Regions from separate parts of the Homo sapiens genome. Here regions 2 and 3 are each linked to region 1. Evidence: chromatin contacts called from ENCODE Hi-C or POLR2A ChIA-PET data. All regions are on one chromosome and are shown on one strand. Each heading gives the region's core, a stretch centred on a gene start or an enhancer-like site at or near the end of the contact. The rest is flanking DNA. Distances are from core to core; before and after follow the strand shown. Region 1 holds the start of BTD (biotinidase). Region 2 has its middle 26 kb from the start of DPH3. Region 3 holds the start of GALNT15 (polypeptide N-acetylgalactosaminyltransferase 15).

Region 1 (4,220 bases), core at 1,163-3,662:
ATGTTGCCCAGGCAGCCTCTAATTCCTGGACTTGAGTAATCCTCCTGCCTCAGCCCCCTTCGTAGCTGGGATTACTGGCATGTACAACCATGCCTCGCATCATCTTTCTGAAGTACAAATCTAATTACATCGCCCACCTGTTTAGAAAAACCTTTAGTCTCCCCCATTGCCTACTGTTAAAAAAAAAAAAAAATTCAAACTCTTTTTAGATTTCCCACAACCTCCCCTCAACCTACCTACCAGTCTCACAGCTCACCATGCCTTTACCTACCTTGAGGGAACCACATGAACTAACATTACCTCTACAGGCAATCTTCTCTGTCCTCAAAGAGAACCAGTCACCCCTTCTGTGCTACTACATCTATTGTGAGAGTTATAATAGATGAGTCTTTTTCTGTAAGTCTTACCCTCACCTTCCAGGACTGATCAACGTGAAGATCAAGACTAAACCTCACTCCTTCTTTACATCCCTCTCTCCTACAGGTTATGTAGCACAATCCTTAGTATACAGTACTTAGTCAATAAATGTTTGCTGTATGAAGAAATCAGTGGCAGATATGTCATCTCTACAAAAACAGTTAAGTATAGGTTCCATTCATAGGTCAATAGCTTCATTTTTTCACACAGATGAAAGAACAGAATGTTGTTCTAACAAAGACAAGTAAAATGTAGAAGCAACAGAAACTCAAAACCTCCTAGTTTTAAGATTAAAAAATACAAATCTCAAACCTTGTAGATAAAGAATGTCATTCAATAAAGAATGTCATTCAATAAAGAATGTCATTCAATTAATAAATAATGTATAATATTAAGCATCTACACCACGTGAAAGCACAAACCAAGCCAGGCACTGTGGTGATATAACAAATGAATCACAACTTCTGCCCTCCAGGCACTCATGTATGATGGCAAAAGGCACCACTTAGGGTGGCCAGGCAGTTGTTTGGGCAAGAGGAGGCAAGAATTTAAATTAGAAGGCAACGGTGGGAGTGTAAAGCAGGAATATTTAGCCTCAGCTGGACTGAGAGTATGTGATATCACAGAAGTGGATTCTTGACCTTTCAAGCCCGCACTACTGAGAGAAGAGCAAGGTGGATTGGCAGAGGATGCACTTAAAGTGGATTGACAAAACGTCGTATCTTCCTTATCCTGCTTCCAAATAAGCCTCTAAGAAAGGTGGCAGCATGATGTGGTGGAAAAAGCATCAGGCTAGGATCTGAGCCATCTGAGTTTCCATCAAGGCACTACCATTTGTGATATCCTCCACCCTGCCCCGAACCAATCATACAACAAAGCCTTGGCCTTCACTCATTTATCCCACAGGTAATCTCTGAACACCTTTCTTATGCAGGCACCACACTAAGCACTGGGGGTACAGATGTGTCGTGAAGAAATAATATCCCTGCTCTAATGGAGCTTGTAGCCTAATAGGGAAGTCAGACTTTACTCATAAACTGTCCATTCCAATCATGACATACAGTATAGTAGTAAGAGAATGGACTCAGACCCAGAATACGTGGGTTCAAACCCTGGCTCTGCTACTACCAGCTGTGTCACCAAAGGCAAGTTTTACTTAACCTGTGTCTTTTCTCATCTGTCAACTTGGTGTAACAACAGTTAATATTCAACAGTGATTGATATGATATATGTAAAGTAGCAGAAGAGTGGTAAGCGCTATCTGGGTGTTTGCAATGCATACCTACCGCTATTACTGATCATTCCCAGTAACGCATTCAGCCACCTGAGTCCATACTCACCGCTTGCTCATTCCTCATCCCGATGTACTTGATGCCTAGCTGCTGGGCAGCAATGGCGATTTCGGTCACTGGGATGCCTACGATGCCAAATATGTACTCCACATCCTGAGGAACGAAGAACAGGGGAGTAAACTCCCAAGGCCCCACCATATCGCCACATCCTTCCCTCCCTCCCGGGCGCTAAAAGGAAAACCCCCCGACCCCCATCGCCCATTTCTACTCGTCTCCAAGACAACATCGCGGTCCCCGCCAGCTTCCGTAGGAGCCTTTCATTCCAGGAAGGTCCATCGTACTTGCGTTTTCAGGGCCTGAGCGATGACTTTAGCACCAGACACCTGCTCCTCGCTGCGCTCTGCGAAGTTACTGTCCGGCATCTTCCACCGAAAAGCTCTAAGCACTCACGCAGCCGGCAAACAAGCGGAATCATCCAGCAAGGCAAACGCGAAATCGGCAGCACGCCACCTCTGGTACTGCACCTCTGACGGACAGGAGGGCAACCAACTGCCTTAAACAACGGGAAGGAAGAGGCGGTCTAAATTCGTCCACTTCCCGGGAGAGGTGAGAATGTAAACACGCGCGTTCTCCAATCAGAACTGCGCTCTCTTCTCGGCTCCTCCATTCGCGCGCCAGAATGCCAGAGGGAGGCGGGACTAGCAGGAGATTGCTGCCTATGCAAAGCAGGTAAGAAGCCGAACTCTGAGGCCTCTCGCCATTGTCTCCGAGTCGGCCAGCTGGAGCGTTTTCGGGGCTGTAAAGGGAGAATGGCGCATGCGCATATTCAGGGCGGAAGGCGCGCTAAGAGCAGGTACGGAGGGGGCGTGGTGCGGCGCGGAGGGGGTGTGGTAAGGGCGTGCGGTCCAGACCCCGCCCCGGGCGCCCAGTTGGACTTGGGGAGGGCTGCGCAAAGGCTGCCGGGAGCTGGGAAGCCCGGCGCGCGTCGTTTGCTGGGGCTGTTTGTGCGTTGCTGCTGTGCTACCGCGTTGCGTTTTCTAGGCATTTACTTACACGCTTTGTGGTTTACGCTCTCATAACCTTGTGGTTTTATAGTCCTTAAATTATTGTAGCGCACGTTACTTAAATCCAGAAGCAGATGTGTACCCCAGCAAGAGATAAAATGACGCTCAGAGTCAGTAGATCCAGACCGTGCCTGAGATCCTGAATCCTGTTTCCTACCCACTATTCAGCCATTGGGTCACAAGCGATGAAAAGAGCACCTTGAAGGTAGTATAGAGCACTGTTTTCTCCAGCCCTTGCTACTAATCCATATTACTCTCCGCTAATATCTTTCCAAAATTAGGAACTATGGCGTTTCATAATTCTTAGGTTGGGTCCCTACCTACAACCAGCCCTGCACCCGATAGCCTTTTAAAACATTTTTGTGTGAAAATCGTTTGCAATGTGCAATATCTGAAACTACTGCCTTGGAGTCATTAGACCCTCTGCTCAGTGACAATAAACATAAAATTTCCAATTGTAATAAACAGTGGAACTTTTAATTTTTTGAGGATTTGGAGTCATTTTAAGCAAAAAGAACAGTGATAAGTGGACAGTAAAGAGATGAGAGGGGAGTGGGTCATGGGTAGTGAAATGAGTGAGAAGCACTGGAAGTGAAACGATTTCTAAACCCAGACATTTTCAAACTGTAGTCCTGGGTCTTTTCAAAAGGTCTTCCCCTCTTTTTCTCAACCCCTCAACCCCACCCCAAGCAGAGGAGAGTGAAGTGGTTGCCTCCCTGCATATGTGGACGGTGTTAGTCCATTTTCATACTGCTATAAAGAAATACCCAAAACTGGGTAATTTATAAAGAAAAAGAGGTTTAATGGTCTCACAGTTCCAAATGGCTACGGAGGCCTCACAATCATGGCAGAAGGTGAAGGAGGAGCAAAGGCATGTCTTACATGGTGGCAGGCAAGAGAGCGTGTGCAGGGGAACTGCCCTTTATAAAACCATCAGATCTCATGAGACTTACTATCATTAGAACAGCATGGGAAAAATCCCCTCCCCATGATTCAGTTACTTCCCACTGGGTCCCTCTCACCACATGTGGGGATTATGGGAGCTATAATTCAAGATGAGATTTGGATGAGGACACAGCCAAACTGTTCTGCCCCTGGCCCCTCCCAAATATCATATCCTCACATTTCAAAACCAATCATGCCTTCCCAACAGTCCCCCAAAGTCTTAACTCATTTCAGCATTAACTCGAAAGTCCACAGTCCAGAGTTTCATCTGAGACAAGGCAAGTCCCTTCCGCCTATGAGCCTGTAAAATCAAAAGCAAGCTAGTGGCTGGGCGCAGTGGCTCACACCTGTAATCCCAGCACTTTGGGAGGCCGAGGCGGGCGGATCATGAGGTCAAGAGATGGAGACCATCCTGGTCAACACGGTGAAACCCTATCTCTACTAAAAATACAAAAAATTAGGCGGGCATGGTGGCAGGCGCCTGTAATCCCAGCTACTCAGG
Region 2 (4,220 bases), core at 846-3,345, 640 kb after region 1:
AGCCAAGGAAAGGGACTTCCAAAAGCAAGCCTTGAGGCCAGGGCTATACCAGGCCAACAAACCTTACTCCTTGTGCTCTGAAGCCAATACAAGCTCATAAAACCTGTTTAACAGCCAAGCCTAGGGTGCCTCCTGCCTGTTATGATCCATGCTTAGGGCTGTCCAGCCCATCATGCCCCTTCACATGTCAGTATTGGCATATCCAAGGCTGGTTCCAGATAAAACAAATGGCCTGAGGCACCTCACCCTCCTCACACTCATGGACAGTTCCAAGCTCTCCAGCCCTACATCTACTTTGCATTCTGTTGCTCTACTGGCCGTGCTGCTGACCCCAGCTATTATCGTCTAGTGAGCCTTCACCATGCACAAGGGACAGGCAGCTGTGCAGATCTGAGTACCCAGGTGGAAGCCACAGTTGAGGCCTATTGACTTTTATCTTAGAGATAAAGTCCTGTTCCCCCACCACTCCCCAGTGTGGGTCATATGTAAAGGAATGTAACTCTTTGAGAGTCTCCAGTCAACTCTTTGAGCATATCCTTGACCACTCTCCTTGGGAGGCCCTGGCACCTGGGTCTAGGTAGTGGGTTGGTTTGTCTGATGGTGGAGCCACCACTGTCTCCTTGAGGTTCCCGCTCCCTGACCCTGGCTATAATATCCCCTCACAGACTGGTTTACGCAATGGCCTCACCCCTCAGCTTGTCAGGTATTCAGGATCCCCCACCTACCTATCTGCTACCTCCTCACCTAATCTCTCTATCCAGATGACGCTAGCCTTGCAGGTGGGATCCAGATGGACAAGTGATATGTGTTGCTTTAAGGTGGCTCTTTTCCCTACACTGTTATTCAGTACGGCTCTGCAGAATTATCTTCCAGAATAAGTTATAGGCTTCTTTTAGCAAAGAGCCATGGTCTACACTTCCTTATTTTCCTCTTAGCAGTTACCATGGAGTTGGTTGCTTGACTTCGTGGATTCCAGTATGGAGGAGAAAAAACCAGGAGTTAGGATATAGAAAAATGACATTTCAAGAGTTGGGAGAAAAATCAACTAGAGAAAAATGTGGACATCATTAGACAGTAATATCTCTGTGACCAAACATATGTATTCACTGCCAGAAATCATAGTAATAACAACAACCATAGTGCTAAGGCTGTACTAACTTACTAGCACATACTATTACTATGATAATAGTAATAACATTACCATTGTTAGTACTATGTACTATTACTATTGTAATGTTGTTACAATATTAACAACATTAATATTAATATTGTTGTTAATATTGTAACAACATTGCAATAGTTGTTGTACTCAAGTTATTTTTTCTTATAATCACAATAGGCCAATGATGTAAGGACTACTATTATCTCCGTTTTATATTATCTCATTTTATAGTTGAAGGGTGAGGTTTCCACAGGCAGAGTAATTTTCCTAAGGCTATGCAACTTCCAAAGTGATGGACCTAGATCACAAACCCAGTTTCATTTGGTTCCAAGGCCTTCACATTTAACTTCCACATTTGATTGCCTCCCAGTATTTGTGAGTAAAGAAAATAAAACAGGGACTGTCCAAATGGGAATGGGTAAAAATAAGGGCCAGGTTGTTTTAGGACCTGCCAAAATTAGGTGCATTGGTTTGGATGCATTCAGGTACAAGGAGCAGAATAACCAACTCCCAGGGGCTTAAGAAATAAAGAACTTTAGTCATCTCACATGCCTAGTTGAGGACAGGCAGTTCTGTGCCTGGTACAATGGCTTACAGACACCTATGATCCAGGCTCTTTTTAAACTTCCACTCACCATTCCTGTTGGCTTTTGATCCTGGTTTCTGTCTCTTTACCAGCACAAGATGGTCACCACAACACCAAACATGACATCCTGGCCCCAGAATCCCAAACAGGATGGAGAGGGCGGCAGAAGCAAGTTCTCCTCATTAATAATGTCTTTCTCTTCACTGAGAAAGCAAGATCTTTCCCAGAAGCCCCCCAGCAGACCTTCCCATCTGTCTCATTGGCCAGAGTCCTAGCAGCAAGGGTGGCTGGGACAGTGGCAAGGAAAGTACCTCAGCAAAGGCTGGGCACATTGCCACCCAGAACCTCACAAAGGTTCTGCAAACCAGGAAGTGGGAAGTTGGCAGATGGATGGCCAGTGACAGTACATGCATTTTGAGATGCCTCCTCTCTCAGGCAAGATTGGGCTCAGCTTCTTTTTTTAATGTCATGGGATGAAAACTGCAGGACACTGAGACAGAGACCTATAAAATCCTGTGCTCACAATTCCTGGGTATTATCCATTCAGCTCCTGCCCTCTGCCCAAGTAGGAACCTTCAATGCCCCAGAAGCAGCTCCGTGTACTCAGTTTGGGATATGAGGAAAGTGCCTGCCATCTGGAACTCAGCCACTGCTATCATAATCGGTCAAACACTCTGGGAAGCAATGGTGTTCTGATTTCTTTTACTGCACAGCTTCCAATAAAATTTGTGGCCCAGGTGTGACAACCAATAGAACTCTTTCACTTTATTCTTGTCTCTGAGATTCTGGTTTCTACTTGCTTTCTAAAAGAAACATAAAAGGCAAGTAAGCATGGCGTGTAAAAGTGAAGGGGGTGGGCTTCCCATGGGATATATGATGATTTTCTTCCTTTGTTGTAAACATATGATATAGGAAGTTGCGTGAGAATCTTGCTTAAAACAATAGTGACAACCTTTTAACCCCATCTGCTTCCCATTAATGGGAAAAGCCGTTACATGGTAGTGTCAAGGGGCCTCTGGATTTTCTCAAGGCTTTACCATAAGACAGATGCTTAAGACAAAATCCTCCAACCCTTTGGTTCTAATCCTCCCCTTCTTAGTCCATTCAGAAAGCACAGAAGGTAATGGCATCTGGCCGATACTCATGAGGGCTGGGTTGGTAAAGTGAAAACCTTTCTGTGCTGTGACAAATTTCACTGGCTGTGCTTTAGGTAGTTTGCAAAGCACAAAGTTAAGTTTCTGGATGATATGTTCATGATTAACAAACCAGATTATAATGCCCTTTCCAGAGTGAATTCTAGTTCTTAGGATTACTTTGCAGATTTAAAAACAATAAATATTTATTAAATATCTGTTATTTACCAAGGTCACACCTCTAGGGCCTTGTCCCGTGTGTTTTCTGAACCACTGGCGTGGATGACTTGATGAGTCACTCATGAATCAGAAAATTGCAAAATATCATCTTCACTGAATTTTATGTCAGCACAGACTCAGTCAGAGTTGAATATGGACTCCCTGGTTTCTGGGAAGGCAGAGATATTTCAAAAACATTTCCAGGAAGGCAATCAAGTGCTCCTTTTGATGCATTTGCCAAGTGGGACACAAAATAGACCTATATTTGTAAATAACAATCTTTTTCAAACACTGCCATGGGGATATGCCCAGCTTATAGTGATCCTTAAAATATGTATTGTGAAGTAATAATCCACCTATGTTTCAGTAATTTCCAAGTGTTTCTCCAGCCTTGACTCCAACCATGAACCTCAGATTCACACACTCAAGCACCTTCAATCTACACTAGAGCCCGAGTAATCAACCTAAAGCACTCTCCTTCCATAATCTCTTCTATGACTCCGCATCACCTTCAGAGTAATGACCCGCCTCCCCAGCACAGCCTGACTACAAGTTCCTCCCTGACCCTGCCTCCACCCTCTGGACTCACCTGCTACTATTTGCCCCATCTCTGAACACCAAAGTTTTTGTAGTTCCCAATACAACACCCTTTTCCTTGTCTCTGCTCTAACCATGCTCTGTTCCCTCTGCACAGAATGCCCTTCCCTCCGTTTGCCAGCTTCTTCTTACCTATCATGCATGACTCATATACATCATGTCTCTGGAGGGTCTTCCTCGAACCCCCGGGCTGAATTAATTACCCCTCTTCTGGAGCACTGCATATGTAGCCCTGTCTTAACATGGACCACTTTGTGTTAAAATTATCAAAAAGATGTTTCCTCCTCTGGACTTTAAACAAATTTTGCTTAGCTTTTTGCCCAGAGTCCCTAGCATAGTATCTGACTCTTGACAGGCACGTAATACATGCTTGTTGAACTTCAACTAAAGCGATCACAGCATCTTTCTTTTGTGCCTAGAAACAAGCAGAATGAAAGTGGAAAAGAAAAATTACAGAGCTAAAATTTAGACACTGAAGAGGTCTTATTTGAGGTCAAATTTAAGAGGACTTTGTCCTGATCAC
Region 3 (4,220 bases), core at 518-3,017, 570 kb after region 1:
TTTAGCTGACATTCTAAGATCAAAATAAAGACAAAAACAATGAGCAAGTTCATTGCAGGACTTCCCCAATGGCAGTTTTCCCCCCTCCACTCTTGGTTGCAGACAGCATGGCTGCTTTACAGCCATCAGAAGAAACACTGCTCATGGTGATGGTCAGCTATCCTTCAACCTGTTCAAGCCAGAAGCCTGAAAACTGAGCATGCTGGATTCTCTTCTCCCTTCTACCTACCTCACTCCCTCAGTGATCTCAGGTCTCACGGCTTCAAACACTATCTGAGTGCTGCTGGAGTCCAGCTTTGTATATGCAGGCCAGACCTCCCCCTGACCTTCAGCTATCCTACAACTGCTGCCTTCACTTCATCTCCTCTTAGCTGTCTAGAGGACATCTCGAATGTCACATGTTCCAAATCAAGCCACTGGCATGCATTCATCTCCTTCCACCTTCTCTCCTTCCCCATCTTGGTTAATGGCAAGTCTATTCTTCCAACTACTCAGAACAAAAATTTGAACTCATCTTGACTCTTCTCTTCCTCTCACATTAGTCATTAATTCATCAGCAAATCCTATAGGTTCTTCCTTAAAGTATATCCACAAGCTGACCCCTGTCACCACCGATGCCACTTAGTGCAAGCCAAGAACCTCTTGGTTGGTCTCCCTGCTCCTGCTTTTTGCCCCCCACTGATTAGTCTCAACCCAGCAGCCAGAATGATCCAGTTAAAACCCAAGTCAGATTGTGTCTCTCCTCTAAGGGCTCCCCTCTCACTCAGAGGAAAAGCCAAAGTTCCTTCAATGCAACCAGGGGGTGTCCTGCATGGTCCTCCTGCCCCCCGCCCCCTTGCCTCTCTTATTCCACTTCCCATCAGGCTCCACCCTGCTCTCTTTGCTTCAGCCATGCCGGCTGTTCCTCAGACATGCCAGCATACTCTTGCCTTGGAACCTTCACATTTATCATTCTGTCTGCCCCGAACACTCAACCTCAAATAGCTGTGCAGCCCTCTCCTTTACACAAATGGTAACTCTTCCATGAAACCTTTCTCCACCACTCAATGTCCATTTCCAAGCCCAGCCCATGCTCCCCAGCCCCATCCCTGCTCTGCTTTTTTGCCTTCATCCTCATCACTATCTGACCCAGTGGATAGTTTTAATTGTATCTGTCACTAGAATGCAAGCTCCATGAGACACACATTTTTGTCTGTGTTATTCATTGCTCTACTTCCAGTTCCCAGAACAATTTTGGCACATAGCATGTGTTCATTAATTATGTGTTGGTTAAATGAAGGAAGCTTTATGAGGGAAAGAGCATGCCACTCCTCTTCCAGCGTCCCCCTTGGTGGCCAGGGCAGAGCAGGCATTCAGCTGCTCTTGTGGGAGAAGAAGGGACTTGCAAGATCATCTCCCTTAGCTCCCTCATTTTCAGGAGGCCAGGGACAGTGGTCCCCAGGAAGGGAAGGAGAGTCCAACCTAGTTTGCCTGATCCCCCATGGGAGGCTGAGGTTGCAAACAGACAGCTGCAGCTCCTTGCAGCTATGCCACACACACAGCCTTTCTGAATCAGAGGGTATTAGTCTTTCCTTCTGAACTCTTGGGATATTCCTGTTTTGATTTGGCTCTAGCAGTGACCACACCGAGTTGTGCAAAGCCTGGGAACAGTGAGGGCATTAGGACCAGGAGTGACGCGCACGCTTGGCTCTGGGTTGTGTCTGGCAGAGGGCTCTCGGCTGAGTGGAGCTATGTGTGAAAGGAAACCAGGCACTGCCTGCCGGCTTTACATCTGTTGATCTGACCTGACTGGAAGCGTCCAAAGAGGGACGGCTGTCAGCCCTGCTTGACTGAGAACCCACCAGCTCATCCCAGACACCTCATAGCAACCTATTTATACAAAGGGGGAAAGAAACACCTGAGCAGAATGGAATCATTATTTTTTTCCCAAGGAGAAAACCGGGGTAAAGGGAGGGAAGCAATTCAATTTGAAGTCCCTGTGAATGGGCTTTCAGAAGGCAATTAAAGAAATCCACTCAGAGAGGACTTGGGGTGAAACTTGGGTCCTGTGGTTTTCTGATTGTAAGTGGAAGCAGGTCTTGCACACGCTGTTGGCAAATGTCAGGACCAGGTTAAGTGACTGGCAGAAAAACTTCCAGGTGGAACAAGCAACCCAGGTTCTGCTGCAAGCTTGAAGGAGCCTGGAGCGGGAGAAAGCTAACTTGAACATGACCTGTTGCATTTGGCAAGTTCTAGCAACATGCTCCTAAGGAAGCGATACAGGCACAGACCATGCAGACTCCAGTTCCTCCTGCTGCTCCTGATGCTGGGATGCGTCCTGATGATGGTGGCGATGTTGCACCCTCCCCACCACACCCTGCACCAGACTGTCACAGCCCAAGCCAGCAAGCACAGCCCTGAAGCCAGGTACCGCCTGGACTTTGGGGAATCCCAGGATTGGGTACTGGAAGCTGAGGATGAGGGTGAAGAGTACAGCCCTCTGGAGGGCCTGCCACCCTTTATCTCACTGCGGGAGGATCAGCTGCTGGTGGCCGTGGCCTTACCCCAGGCCAGAAGGAACCAGAGCCAGGGCAGGAGAGGTGGGAGCTACCGCCTCATCAAGCAGCCAAGGAGGCAGGATAAGGAAGCCCCAAAGAGGGACTGGGGGGCTGATGAGGACGGGGAGGTGTCTGAAGAAGAGGAGTTGACCCCGTTCAGCCTGGACCCACGTGGCCTCCAGGAGGCACTCAGTGCCCGCATCCCCCTCCAGAGGGCTCTGCCCGAGGTGCGGCACCCACTGTAAGTAAGGCCCTTGTTTTCCCTTCCCTGATCCCAGGGCATGATCGGGTGGTAGCAAACTCGGGAATGCAAACTTTCCGTAGCCTGCCTCTCCTGACTTAGAGCAAGTGCTTTTCAAGATGCAGTACCTGGGCCAGCAGCGTCAGCAGCCCCTGGGCACTGGTGGGTTCTCAGAAATGCAGATTCTCAGACCCCATCCCAGACCTGCCAAACAAGAAACTCTGGGTGGGGTCCAGTGGTCTGTATGAACAAGCCCTTCAGGTGAGAATCATTGTCCTAGAAAGCAGAAAGTGAGGACTCTTGCTTGTTCATTCTCTTCTCCGTCCTGGGTTCTAGTTCTTCTGTCTTTAGGTCAAATGGCTTTATTTCTATAACACAGAAGGGAGGTTAGAGCAGACATTTGCCAGTTCTAACACTCTGACTCCACTACATTTTGATTTTAGGGTTATTGTTAGTGTTTGCTTTTAGTTTGGATCAAAATAACAATTGCAGTTTACATTTAGGGGGCTCTTCCCATGCGTCTGGATTTACTTTACAAGCTTTTAATGTATTAACTCATAAAGTCCTGGAAAGTCCTCACAGCTCTGCAAGATGGGTGCTAGTAGTATCATCATGCTTATTCTATAGGTATGAAAACAAGGTGAAGTTGCTTTCCCAGTCACGCTGCTAGTAGGTAACAAAGTCAGGATTTGAATGCAGGCATGTGAGCTCCAGTCTGCCTGACCCACCACTCCATGCCACCTGCCTTGGGCCACTAGACTAAGGAAACAGGTCCAGTGCCTGAGAGCCAGAATACTGTGCTGACTGCAATTTACCCTGCCAGGGCAGCCCCAGCCCCAGGAGGTAAGCTGAGAAGTGTAGGTGATGGGCAGAGCTGTGCCCAGGGAGATGCTGGCCCATCCTCCACACCCCCTGCTCCCTTACTGTCACCATGGCTGACCACTGAGGAGGGAGCCTTGGTTACCAGCATCCAGGGAGCAAGGCAGCTTGTTAGTTTTAGTTTGGTGATTTAGGTCCCTTTTCCTATAGGCCATTGCTCCTCCCAGAGCCTGGAGAGTTTCCTGGAAAGCAAACATTTGTGCAGGGCAGCAGTTGGAAGCAGGGCCACACACTCTTCGGATCCCTGATCTAGTTCCCCTCAGCCTGGCTGCTCAGCCACTCACACTCGAGGGTGTGCAATTGCAGGGTCAGCAGCCGGGAGTGAACATCTCCTTAAATTGTGTGCCCCGGGTGCCTCACTCACCGCACCCTACTTCCATTTCAAACCCGCTACACTGTTTTCAAGCCTTACCTTTAAAAGCTATTTTCAGGAAATTCCCACCCCATTCTAGTTTTGTGCCCTCCTTGCACCCTGGAGTTTTAACTCACAGCACTTACAAAACTAAAGCCAAATGATTATTGATGTATTTATCAGTCGAATGCCTGCTTTCCCTGCTATGCTG

The links. A loop is a pair of places that touch in the nucleus more often than their neighbours do. ChIA-PET counts read pairs that join two places held with the same protein, here RNA polymerase II (POLR2A). Pooled maps may share reads with other maps.
Region 2: a loop to region 1 is called in a map of HepG2, with 5 times the contacts of the local background. The contact joins the enhancer-like site here to the promoter of BTD in region 1. A Hi-C loop is called at or near these places in 2 of 168 maps with a recorded cell type or tissue (HepG2 and PC-9), 2 of 37 single-sample maps with no recorded cell type and 7 of 50 pooled maps. POLR2A ChIA-PET finds 5 or more read pairs at or near these places in 2 of 52 experiments (HepG2 and Panc1).
Region 3: a map of dorsolateral prefrontal cortex shows a loop between it and region 1 (2.5-fold over the local background). The contact joins the promoter of GALNT15 here to the promoter of BTD in region 1. A Hi-C loop is called at or near these places in 1 of 168 maps with a recorded cell type or tissue (dorsolateral prefrontal cortex) and 6 of 50 pooled maps. POLR2A ChIA-PET finds 5 or more read pairs at or near these places in 1 of 52 experiments (CD8-positive, alpha-beta T cell).

The regions. Positions count from the first base shown.
Region 1 is chr3:15,599,333-15,603,552 of GRCh38, forward strand. BTD (biotinidase) reads left to right here and starts at 2,413. Exons shown (of 4, transcript NM_001370658.1): 1 at 2,413-2,562. It overlaps HACL1 (2-hydroxyacyl-CoA lyase 1), which reads right to left and starts at 2,237. Exons shown (of 17, transcript NM_012260.4): 1 at 2,051-2,237; 2 at 1,758-1,862. The coding sequence starts at 2,131. RefSeq lists an enhancer at 2,142-2,784 and a silencer at 2,626-2,685.
Region 2 is chr3:16,237,201-16,241,420 of GRCh38, forward strand. It overlaps a transcript of GALNT15 not described here. Among named protein-coding and RNA genes, the nearest start is that of DPH3, 26 kb to the right of the region's middle. Within about 2 kb of position 2,096, at least 4 of the 41 ENCODE cell types and tissues checked have a DNase peak (open chromatin) inside an H3K27ac peak, as active enhancers do.
Region 3 is chr3:16,172,913-16,177,132 of GRCh38, forward strand. GALNT15 (polypeptide N-acetylgalactosaminyltransferase 15) reads left to right here and starts at 1,768. Exons shown (of 10, transcript NM_054110.5): 1 at 1,768-2,778. The coding sequence starts at 2,240.